2 separate regions of the Homo sapiens genome follow, and region 2 is linked to region 1. A link is a loop called in an ENCODE intact Hi-C map of the cell type or tissue named here. Cell type or tissue: heart right ventricle. All regions are shown on one strand. Each heading gives the region's core, and the rest is flanking DNA. Links, peaks and the distances in the headings are about the cores only.

Evidence for each region. A loop is a pair of places that touch in the nucleus more often than their neighbours do. Peaks named below come from ENCODE experiments on the same cell type or tissue, not always from the same donor. Only the 100,000 strongest peaks of a DNase experiment are listed, where the experiment ranks them.
Region 2: it touches region 1 in a loop (4-fold over the local background); 15 of 110 quality-filtered maps call a loop at or near these places.

Annotation. Positions count from the first base shown.
Region 1 is chr5:185,785-191,147 of GRCh38, forward strand. It overlaps PLEKHG4B (pleckstrin homology and RhoGEF domain containing G4B), which reads left to right. Exons shown (of 20, transcript NM_052909.5): 20 at 1-4,182. Among named protein-coding and RNA genes, the nearest start is that of LRRC14B, 3.0 kb to the right of the region's middle. RefSeq lists a silencer at 310-604 and enhancers at 2,691-2,870, 2,830-3,124, 3,171-3,310. In heart right ventricle, for the core only: CTCF peaks have their summits at 2,967 and 3,177; a DNase peak (open chromatin) is centred at 2,977; H3K4me3 peaks cover 902 bases; H3K27ac peaks cover 2,099 bases.
Region 2 is chr5:427,913-433,275 of GRCh38, forward strand. It overlaps AHRR (aryl hydrocarbon receptor repressor), which reads left to right. Exons shown (of 11, transcript NM_001377236.1): 8 at 1-94; 9 at 4,551-4,612; 10 at 4,894-5,035. It overlaps PDCD6-AHRR (PDCD6-AHRR readthrough (NMD candidate)), which reads left to right. Exons shown (of 13, transcript NR_165163.2): 10 at 1-94; 11 at 4,551-4,612; 12 at 4,894-5,035. Among named protein-coding and RNA genes, the nearest start is that of EXOC3-AS1, 13 kb to the right of the region's middle. RefSeq lists enhancers at 2,946-3,225, 3,366-3,485. In heart right ventricle, for the core only: a CTCF peak has its summit at 3,230 (motif pointing left); no DNase peak of the experiment used is centred there; H3K27me3 peaks cover 2,651 bases.

The sequences.
Region 1 (5,363 bases), core at 245-5,244:
TGAACACGTCCTTGGGCCTCCCAGGACCTTGGTGCCTCCCATCTGGGCTGGCACAAGCCTCCAGTCAAAAGATGGGTCTCTCTCTCCTGATAGCATGGAGCCTGGATGTGGGAATGGAGCCACACCAGCCCCACGGGAGCCCCACGACCCATCGGGCTGTGGGATGCATCCCCACGGCCGGGACCCCTCAGCCTGTGACTTGGTCTGGGCAGATGCAAAGGCCACCCTGCAGGGCTGAGGTGTCTGTGGGGAAGGAGGTGCCCAGCCCTGGGAGGCCATCTTGCTCCTGCTTTTTATTTAACCCATGGGGCTCTTTGGCCTCATTTTCTGTTTTTTGAGTTTCTCGTGCACTCCAAACTGTCCTGGAGCCAGCCCTGGTGTGAAACAGAGGCTTCCTGCTGGCAGAAGAGGCCCACCGAGTTACGTCCACACCAGCTGGCCCTGGGCACCTCTCTCTCTGGCCTTCTGTCCACACTGGGATTTGGCTCTGATTTCCAGAAGGCAGGGTTAGGAAACACCTGTTTCCAGGCAGAGTAATGCTTCTGTCTGAATCAGGCCTCATGGGCTTCACCAGCAGACACGAAGGTTTCATTTAGATGGCGAACACGTGTTCTCATTTCTCCAGGGTTCTGGACCCGTGAGCTGAAGCAGGTGCTGAGAAGTGGGAGAGGCGGCCACTGGGTCCCTCAGGGTCACTCACCCCGCCACGTGAGGCCACTTCCGCCCAGCACTGGGGGCGCTGGGAGCTGAGGGGCCCACAGGGGACGTGGGAGACAGCCCCGATGCGTCCCCATCCGCAGTGACGCTAGCGCGGAGTCGTCGCCAAGCACGTGGAGGGACAGCCCTGGAGCCCTGGCCTGGCCCAGCATCTCCCAGAGTCACTTCCTGATGCCTCCCCAGCCCTGCCCAGGAAGGGTTTGTGGCCACAGCCCCACAGCGGCCCCCTCGCCTCGACCACCAGTGCCTCCTTCCAAGCTGCCTGAGCAATCCTGGGTGGTGAGCTCCACCACTCCCACCCACGCCTCAGCACTGGGACCCCCCAGGGATGGTGTGGGGATTCCTGCCCCCCGTCCATGCCTCAGCACTGGGAGCTGGGAAGGTGTGTGATTTCCTCCCCCACCTCAGTACTGGGACCCCCAGGAAGGGTGTGTGGCCCCACCATCCTGAATGCTCAGGGCTGGTGGTCAGCGAGGTGGTTTCTAAACCAAGCCCTGGGAGGAGCCATCCTGGGACTGTGCTTGGACAAGGTTGGGGCTCCCGCAGTGAGCTCTAGCCCTCCCCAGGACCCTCCCACGGCCCCAGGGTGCCGGCCTTCAGATTGACCCCATTCGTGGATGAGTCTACAAGGCTCCCCAGTGCCCAGCAAGAGTGTTTTTACATTCAGAGGTGAGGAAGGGGTGCCGGCATCTGCCCCAGACACAACCGGGCAGGTACAGATGTCATCCCCTTGAGGACAGCAGGGAGGCGACTCAGGAGAGGCTGATCAGACGGGAGCCGCATCCCCATCACCTTCCAGAGAGACCTCTTCTTTTGCCAGGTGTCGTGAGGGCTGTGGCTTAGCTGGGCCTGCGTCCATCCCCGGTTCTGGGGAGATGCCCGGGCCCCTCCTGGATGGCAGCAGCAGTGGAGGTTTGGGTTTTGAGGGAGCCCTAAGAACCTGAGAGACTTAGATGGAGCATGGCACGCCCTGGAGAGTCCACGTCCCCAGACCCCTCATGCCAACACCATTCCACCCAGCAGTTTCTTCCCTGTGGTCAGAACAAAACCCCCAAGCCTCAGGCCTCAGGCTGGTTTTCTGACAGGCAAAATGCTCCTTACATAAGGAAAGACCTTTCCTTGGCTGACCCTAAAGTAGCCAAGGGGAGCTCACATCGCCTGGCCTGCCGCCACCACCAGGCTGCCTGACCAGCTCACCGCCTTGTTCTAGATGCTTCTGAAGCAACAGCTCGCCTGGCCCCACCCCCATCAAGCATCTGCTGGGCAGCCTCCCTCCCCGGCCCGCCTGTAGCTCCCAAAGGTCTCAAGCCTCAACATCCTGGTAACCAAGTGCACCCAGAGGGCTGGCAGGGTCACATGGAGGCAGGGGACCCTTGGCCCCAGGGTGGTCGTCTTCCCAGGAGGTCCGCCTGTCAGGTCAGAGGGCAGCAGGAGGCCACCCCACCTCCCCGGGTTCCCTCGAGCATTCCTTTGTCAGGAGCAGCTCCCCCAGGATCCAGGCATCCCTGGCCCCCCTTTGCCCCCGCCCTGCTCTCAGGAGCCCCCTGCCAGGTGCTCTGACCACAGGAAACAGGAGCCCTCAGGGCCACTGCCAGAGGACGGATTCTGCTGCCAACCAGAGGTCCTGGGGCTGGCGGCGCTGGTGTGCCTGCCCTGGGCCTTCAGCAGCCCCCATAAGGAGAAAGCTCCAGCCTCCCGTTCAGAGAAGGCTCCATCCTGGGGACACGCCTCTCCCAAGGTCACCCACGTGGGGGCTTTGTTACTCATGCTTCCCAGACTGCGTGCTGTGTCAGAGTTTTCACACCTGCCTGATGTCCTGGGGGGGCTCACAGAGGACCGACCCTGCAGGGAGATGCTGACCCACCCTGAGACCCAGGAGAAGAAAACGGCCAGGGTCCAGGCTGCTCCCACCATCCCTGGGGGATTAGCACCTTGGCTGAGCCCGAACTGACCACCTGGGGCGTAGGTCCAAGATTTAATTACAAAACGATAGGTGAATGTGGGTTCTGTGTGCCTGTGACATAGAGAATGTTTTCCACACCGCGTGTGAAATGACGAGAGCTTTTGTGTCACACATGTAGCTGCTACGAGACAGACGCTCTTGTTCCGGATCAGAGCAGCAGACAGAACCGGCACTTTTAGGGTCCAAACCCTGTTGCCCACAGAACGCCCATGACACCAGCTGGGTGGAGCTGCCGCCGAGTCCACGCCCCGTCTGGCTGGGACCTGGAGCTCCCCTCAAGCTGCAGATCCACTCTGCACCACAAGGTGGCCTCGCAGAGGAGCCTCCCGAGCTTTGGAACCAGAGGCAGGCTCAGCGATGCTCTCCATCCGGCCTGGCCCCACCGTGTGTATCAGGTGTCAGAGGCCTTGCTGGGTGCCAGGCCACGTCTGTGCTGTCACAGCTTTGAGGGGCCAGCGGGTCCTAGGGAGAGGCCCGTGCGACGTGAGTAACAGCAGTTTTTCTTCTGACAGCTGGGATGGAGGTGGGTCCTCCAGGGAGTGCCCCAGTCCTCGAGAGCCAGACTTGTGCACGGGCCTGGAAATGAAGGTCTCAGGCAGGGGCTGCGCACACCGATGGTCAGCATTGCCGTTCGGGGCCTGCAGTCGCCCATAATGGGCCCTGCCCCCTAGGCCTGGCCTCTTTTGCTTTCCTCCTGGATGGTTCCTCTACCCCTGGTCCAGCAGGGACTCAGCAGTGCCTGCCAGCTGCAGACCCCCATGCTCCTGCAGCCTGGAACCCTCCTGCCCTCCAAAGGTCATGGGGTGACCCAGGGTGGGAACACCAGACCCCCTCACCCCGTGTCCACCGCCCATGGCCGGGCTCACAGTGTCTCAGAGCCGTGGTGAGCCATCCTAGGACCAGTGTACCTCACAACCTTTCAGACCAGTGAAGGCCAGTGGGCTGGGTGGTCCAGGCATGTCCCCAACGCAGGTCCAGCCATCTCTGCACAGAACTGGAATCTCGGTTCATTTCGGTTTCAGCAGGTCCCATGTAGTTAGCAGGACAGCACTTGAGTTAGGTCTGAGAAAGAACGCCTGTTTGTCATGGCATTTCCTGTAAGGAGCCCAGAGCCGTGGCCCCAGGTTGGGACGGCGGCGCCAGAGCTGGGCCTGAGTCTGACCCAACCTGTGCTGAGTGGTCCTGCTGGAATGGGAACCCCAAGAGGACCACCCCTCTCTAAAAGAAGGGAAAACAGTAAGCGAGAGGGAGGCTGCAGGGGCCCAGACCTTGGCTGACCTTCCTAGCCATGGTCTCCACCCTCCGAGACCCAGGGGCCCCGCAGTGACAGCAGGGTGTTGGGCCACACAGAGCCCGAGTAGGTAAAGGAAGGTTCTGGAAACCACTTTTCAGAACCCAAAAGGTGTCTGGGAAATGGCGTTACCTGCCACTGTTGTTAAGTGTTTACTTTGTATCAATACTGAATTGTTAAAAATTTTAATCATAAAAACCAATGGAACATGTTTTTCTACTGTGTCCTTCGAGATTCTCTTATCTGGTCCTGGAAAGGGGCCGTGTGTCTGGGGAAACCTCTTGTGCACCTCATGAGGGGAGCCCGGGGGCCCACATCGGCTGGCCGAGGGCGGCCACCCCTGAAGGGTGGGGTCAGGGCCCACCCACCTCTTCACACACACCTCCGCCTGCTGGACAGTGCCTGGGCCCCACAACGGAGCACAGTCCCTTCTGCATGGGTCGCCTCCCGGGGAGAGGCATTGCTCAGGCTCAGGGAACAAACTGGGGAGGGTCAGACAGGGAGGCTGGTGGGGCACCCATGACCAGCACCCTCCAAGCTTGCTCAGCAGCCTTCCCCCTCCCACTGCTGTTTCTCTTTCTGTCTCCCCGTCTGTCTGTCTTTCTCAGTCTCTGTCTCTGCCTACCAGTCTCTCTCTCTCTCTCTTAGTCTCTGTCTCTCCCTTTCTGTCTCTCTCTCAGTCTGTCTCTTTCTGTTTCCCTTTCTCTCTCCCTCAGTCTCTGTCTCTCTCCCTCTTAGTTTCTGTCCCTCTGTCTCTGTCTCAGTCTCCGTCACTCACTTCTCTCAGTCTCCCTCAGCCTCTGTCTCATGGCCGTGACCCTCCAAAGCCCATGGACACGTGGTGCCCTGTAGTGATGTGTGCAGTGATGTGTGCAGCGATGTGTGCTGACCCTGCCCTGAGTGGCAGTGTCACGGGGAGAGGTGAGTGCAGCACCCATCAGCTGTCCAACACGGTCAGTGCTGGGAGTGAACCATCAGGCACCGCCCCCCAACACAGGTGTATCCCATTCCCTGCAGCTTTCCCTGCCGCACAGGCGGCAGGGTTGCAGACAGGACACTGCAGCTCAGAGAGAGCTGGGGGCTCATCCGAGGCCATCAGGGAGGCTCCACCTCTCCCAGCCACTCTCTCCCATGGAAAGTAGGGAAGCCACCCCCGCCGGGTCCTTGGGGAGAAGGAAAGGCACAGGGAAGGGGCAAAACAGCAGCTCCATTCCTGGCCACTCGTCTCACCCCAGATGCGAGGCGAAGTGTGGGAGCGGCCCCAGAGGCCACTGTGGAAAGGGAACTGGTTACCGAGTGAGGCGCAGGGGCCTGGCCTGTTCTCTGCCCCGTTGACTGGTGGGGGAGGTGCCCAGAGCTGGGCAGTAGCCCCGCTTGGATGGTAAACAGGAC
Region 2 (5,363 bases), core at 304-5,303, 240 kb after region 1:
CCGTTCTCCTCCCCTCCGCAGCGGAGATGAAAATGAGGAGCGCGCTCCTGAGGGCAAAACCCAGAGCAGACACCGCAGCCACCGCGGATGCAAAGTGAGTAAGACTCGCCCTTCACAGCCACATGGTGCCTGCTGGCGGCCCCCACAAAACACCTCCACACTCAGTGTTTTCTGTGTCTTCTTTCTTCATTTCCAGCCAGTAATAAGTCAGTTTCGTGTCGTAAAAGTCATTACACAACATAGGCAGCAGCGATTAGATGAAACAATGTTTTTCAAACTCGTATTTGCAAACTGGCACCAAACGTTGCCTGTATCGATTCATTCCTAAATCATCCTGTTACAGAACCAGTTTCAGAATAAGTGTCCTGACCCCGTGTCCTCAAGAAAATGCGGAGCTGGCTGTGGCCCCTGCCTTTCTCCATCTCTTGGCTGCCCGCCCTTCACACCGTCTGTCTATGGACAAGTGGAGGTAGTTCCCGGCTGCAGGACATGCCGGAGAGATGCGTCCCTGGTGGGCAGATGGAGGGTGAACGGCACAGCTGCCCCTCCAGCTGGTCCTCGTCCCTGGCCAACCCAGGCCTACCCACAGCTCCCTCAGCCTTTCAGAAGTAGAAAACACCCTGTTGGTCCCCGAGCTTGTTGGTACTAGGGACCAGTTTGGTGGAAGACAATTTTTCCACAGACTGGGAGTGGGGGGATGGTTTCAGGATGATTCAAGCACATTACGTTTACTCACTATGCATTTCATTTCTGTTTTATTACATTGTAATATATAATGAAATAATTATACAACTTGGCATAATGTAGAACCAGTGGTAGCTCTGAGCTTGTTTTCCTGTAACTAGGCGGCCCCATGGCGGGGGTGGGGGTGATGGGAGACAGTGACAGATCATCAGGCATTAGATTCTCATGAGCTCGAACCTAGGGCTCTCCCTCACATGCACAGTTCACAACAGGGTTCACAGTCCTGTGAGAATCATGCCCCAGCTGAGCTGACAGGCAGTGGAGCTCTGGCGGTCACGCGAGCAGTGGGGAGTGGCTGTAAATATAGATGAAGCTTCACTCGCTTGCGCAGGGCCCACCTCCTGCCATGCAGCTTGGCTCCTAGAGGCCATGGACGGGTACCAATCTGTGGCTGGGGGCTGGGGACCCCTGCCCTTGGGGATTCGTGTCTATAGTTTCCTAGAATGTGTTAAGTCTGCCTTGCGTGCTGGGAGAGATGCAAATGCTGTGCCTATAGAAACTGTGTTCCACCTGCTGGGAACACACCAGTGAGGTAGGGCCGGGGCTGCCAGGATGCCAGAGATCCAACTTCCTCTCAGAGAATCGTGCAGGAGTGAGGTAGGGCTGGGCCGCCAGGATGCCAGAGATCCAACTTCCTCTCAGAGAATCTTGCAGGAGTGAGGTAGGGCCGGGGCCGCCAGGATGCCGGAGATCCAACTTCCTCTCAGAGAATCGTGCAGGACCCCTTCCCCGGCCACCTGGGCGAGTTGCCGCTCCTGCCACTTCCTCCTGGGACAGCCTGATGGGGCGGGGCTGAGCGCAGGGCAGAGGGGTGGTCTGGGCCGGCCCTGCCCCTGCCCCCTGGCCCTCAGCCCCCGGGTCCTTGGCTGTCGGTGAGGTGCTCCTGCTCTGTGACTCCGAGACCCACCCGACTTGTCCTCGGCCCCTCGGCGCTGCAGGCCCAGGCCCTGGTAACCAAGTGCAGCTCAGCCTTGCCGCGCGATCCTGCAGCCGCCACTGGGCAGCCCGCTTTGTTCGTGGCCTCCCCACTCTGTGGGTAGCAAATACTGAGTGGGAAAGGAATCTTAGCAGGCGTCGAATTCAGCTCCCCAGCCAGCCCAGTGGGAATCTCTGGCATAGCGCCCAGGAGTGATTGGCTGAGGCTGCACAAACCCCACACGGAAAACATTGCTGGGTTCAGACAGAACCTTGAGAGCAGATTCTTCGTGGTGTGACTCGAATCTCACTGCCTGGGGTTGCCACGGCCCTGTGTTGGCTGAGCGCTCTCTGCTCTGTTTGCCTTGCCCCGGGTTACGGTTTCCAGATATGTCCTGATTCCGATGCTCCTCCTCTGTGCATGGACAGCCCCGGGGATGTTCACAGCAGATGGAGCTGTGCAGACCGGAGCAGACGTCCCCGCCCTGTTCTGGGCGCTGCCTTTACTGCTGTACCTGCTGTGGCAGGCGCGTTGGGGTGATCTTAAGTTGCAGTCACGTGTGTTGCCTTGTGGTCCGACTTTGAATTCTAGCTGCATTCCTTAACTTCCATTAGTATTCAATTTCATTTTTTAGATGCGGTCTTGACTGACCTTGTCAGAGTCCAGGCTCCCGAACTAGTTTGAGATCTGGGACTCAGCAGCACCCGGCACGCTGCCGTCCCTCCTGTTCTTTGGCGCCTTTGACGGGCAGCACATCTTCTGTATTCACACCCGTGCCCTCCGTGGGAGCACCAGGACCCGCCACTGAGCCCCCTCTGGGAGGACCCCGTCACACGCCTGCTGGCTTCCCGATGCAGAGGATACGGCCGAGGGCCCTTTCGCCCCAGGGGACCTGCAAAGGAGGACCTTGGAGGCTCTGGGACGCCCTGCTCAGTGTCCAGGGTTGACTGTGAAGGGCTTCTGTCTGCAGGCCCCAAGGCCACCTTGCCGGCACTCACGGTGGTCTCTGTTGTGGGCGTGAGTTCCATCCTCACCTTTGACCTCTTTCAGATAACCGTTTAGACAGCTCTACAGTCTGACAGCAGCAGCGGTTATTTGAAGGTTTTCATGCTGTGTTGGTTTCCACGTTCGTTACTCATTTCTGCTTATGAGCAGCTTCTGCCTGGGCCCTGCTAGCCCCACCTCACTGCTGCTGTCTGAGGGTGGACAGAGGGCAGCTCCAGGGACGGCCAGGACACGGGTCAGCCTGCTGAGGCCCACACATCTCTGGAAGGTTTTAAATTAAATGTATGTACCTTATTTTAAAGGATGGAAATGTAGAGTGCAAGGGAGGAACATAGAATTCTAAAGGGAAAAGAAGTAAATGCTACATAGGTGCACAGAAAAGGACCTGGGGTCTCTGCAGGGCTCGGGCCCAGGTCTTCCGGCACCTACAGGGACCACGCAAACCCTGGAACACTGTCCTCCGCTTACCGTCACCGTGGAGTTTCCACTGCACATGGCAAGCCCGGTCTTCCCTGGGAGTTCCCAACCCTAGAAGCAGAGGGGACGCAGCCCCCTGGTGTCAGAGCAGGGCAGGGCAGGCCTGGCCCTGTGTGCGCACAGCCCTGTCCCGGCCCTGGGGTGGAGCGTAGGTGTGGGATCACAAGCTCAGGTGTGGGGCCGAAGGTCACAGCGCTCCTCCTGCGGCCTGGACGAGACCCCCTGTGGGGCTGTGAGGGTGGGGTGGAGCCCAAGGCACATAAAGCTGGCACACAACTTCAGCTCAACAAACATGTTATTCAAACTCAGAAGGGGGAAGAAAACTTGCCAAACCAAGAATACTGACTCCCATGAGCCGAAGGCTTTTGGAATTCTCCCCACCCTGCTCTGAGCTGGATTCAGAAGCCGGCTTTCAGGATACACCTTGTGGTCCACCAGTCCTGAGCCGCAGGACTGTGGTCCAGGGCACCACAGTGGTGCAAGATGCAAGGTGCATTCTGCAGAATCAGAGCCCTGAGGCAGTGGCAGCAGCCTCCAGCGGCCCCCAACAGCAGCCCCCATGGCCCCCAGCAGCGGCCCCTAGCAGCCCCCAACAGCCCCCCAGTCTTCCACAGCTTTTCCCACAGGGGTTTTGTGACATGATCTTGATCTGCCTCTTCCTGAAGCCCATTCTGTGAATTCCTCTGCTCGCCATAATTCACTGGGACCCCCATGTCAACACACCCTGTGCTTTGCAGCCATTCATGGACATAGATGGGGCATTGTGAGTCTTGTGTTAGTCATGGGCCTCCTGGAGGTGCCCAGAGGACAGAGAGGAGGGCAGCACCGGAGCTGTGGCTGTGGGGCCAGTCAGATGGGTTTGAACTCAACTCTGGGACCTGCTGGTGGGGCAGCGCTACTTACTGTTTCTCTTTTGAAAAGCAAAAGAAAATAGAATCTACCAGGGTGAGTTGTTGGGATTTAAGATTCAGATCAGTGTGATGCGTGTGTGGGTACACACACATGTCCCGTGTGAGTTGGTCTCCAACTCACCTCAGTGTTCACTTCCTGGAACATAACTACCTGGAGTCATGAGAATGGACCGTATTTTCTTTCTGGCCTTCCAGGAAAAAAATATAAGCTCTAAAAATCATCCTATGATTTTATCCTTCTACTTTCTGAAGCAAATTCATTAGCCCTTCATTGGCCTGAAAAGTGACGTGACAATATTTTCAGTAAACCTGTAACTGAGAAAATAACTTTCCACACTATAAAGAATTAAACAAGAGTGAACTATTGTTTCTGTCTTCACTGCTCAGGTGTGACAGCAATACCTGTCATTATTAATTTCTACCATCAAAACATGTTTCATCCACATGTCATCTTGTTCATCCGTCACATGTCACATGTTCATCTGTGTTCTTCACAGAGTAAAAGCCACCACCAGTCTGTGCGAATCGGAACTGCATGGAAAACCCAATTACTCAGCAGGTACTTAGAACATTTCTTATCTGATCTTTTCCACATGGGTAAAATGTGTTTCTGCCCTTGGAGAGCTTCCCCGCCCAGTGGAGATGTTGGCGTATTCCATGGAAAAGCCATTTTGCAGAGACTTGGTGTCTGTCCTGCTGTGGACAAGTGCCGTTCCTGGGCTCTGGTCTGTGCATTTCTGAGGAGCCGATGGGTCCTGCCTTGCTGAGAACAAGCAACCGTCTTCCAGGAGCTCCTCAGCTCGCACCGTGACGGCTTCCCCCCCCTCTAAACCCCAACAGGAAGGAGCAGCAGAGAGAGCGGCGTTTTGGTGCTCAGGGAACAGACTGACGCTGGCCGATGGGCACAGGTTCCCGCCAGGGCCCCATGCCTGTGCCTCCGGGGTGGCCCTGACCTTGTCCTTGACCCCAAGGGGGGCTCAGGGTAAGTGGTGCCAGGCAGCCTCCCCCAGCCCTGGCAGCTCCCTAAGTCACCGTGGAGGCCAAAGAGCGGGTGGGGGAGTGATTAAGAAGAAAAATAAAAAAGACGACAGCAGCCTTGGCCACCACACGAGCCACAGCTAACCTTACTCTCTGTGGAGCTGTCCACACAGCTTCCCGGACTGGAAGTCACGTGTGTCGCTGGGGACTGACCCCGGGAAGCAGTGGTCCAGGGATGTTGGGAGCGAGGATGCCCCGTGGGCTCTGGGACCCGCCCTCACCTGTCACTCGGACCCTGGGTCACCCGGCTCCAACCTCATCTTGCCTTTGCT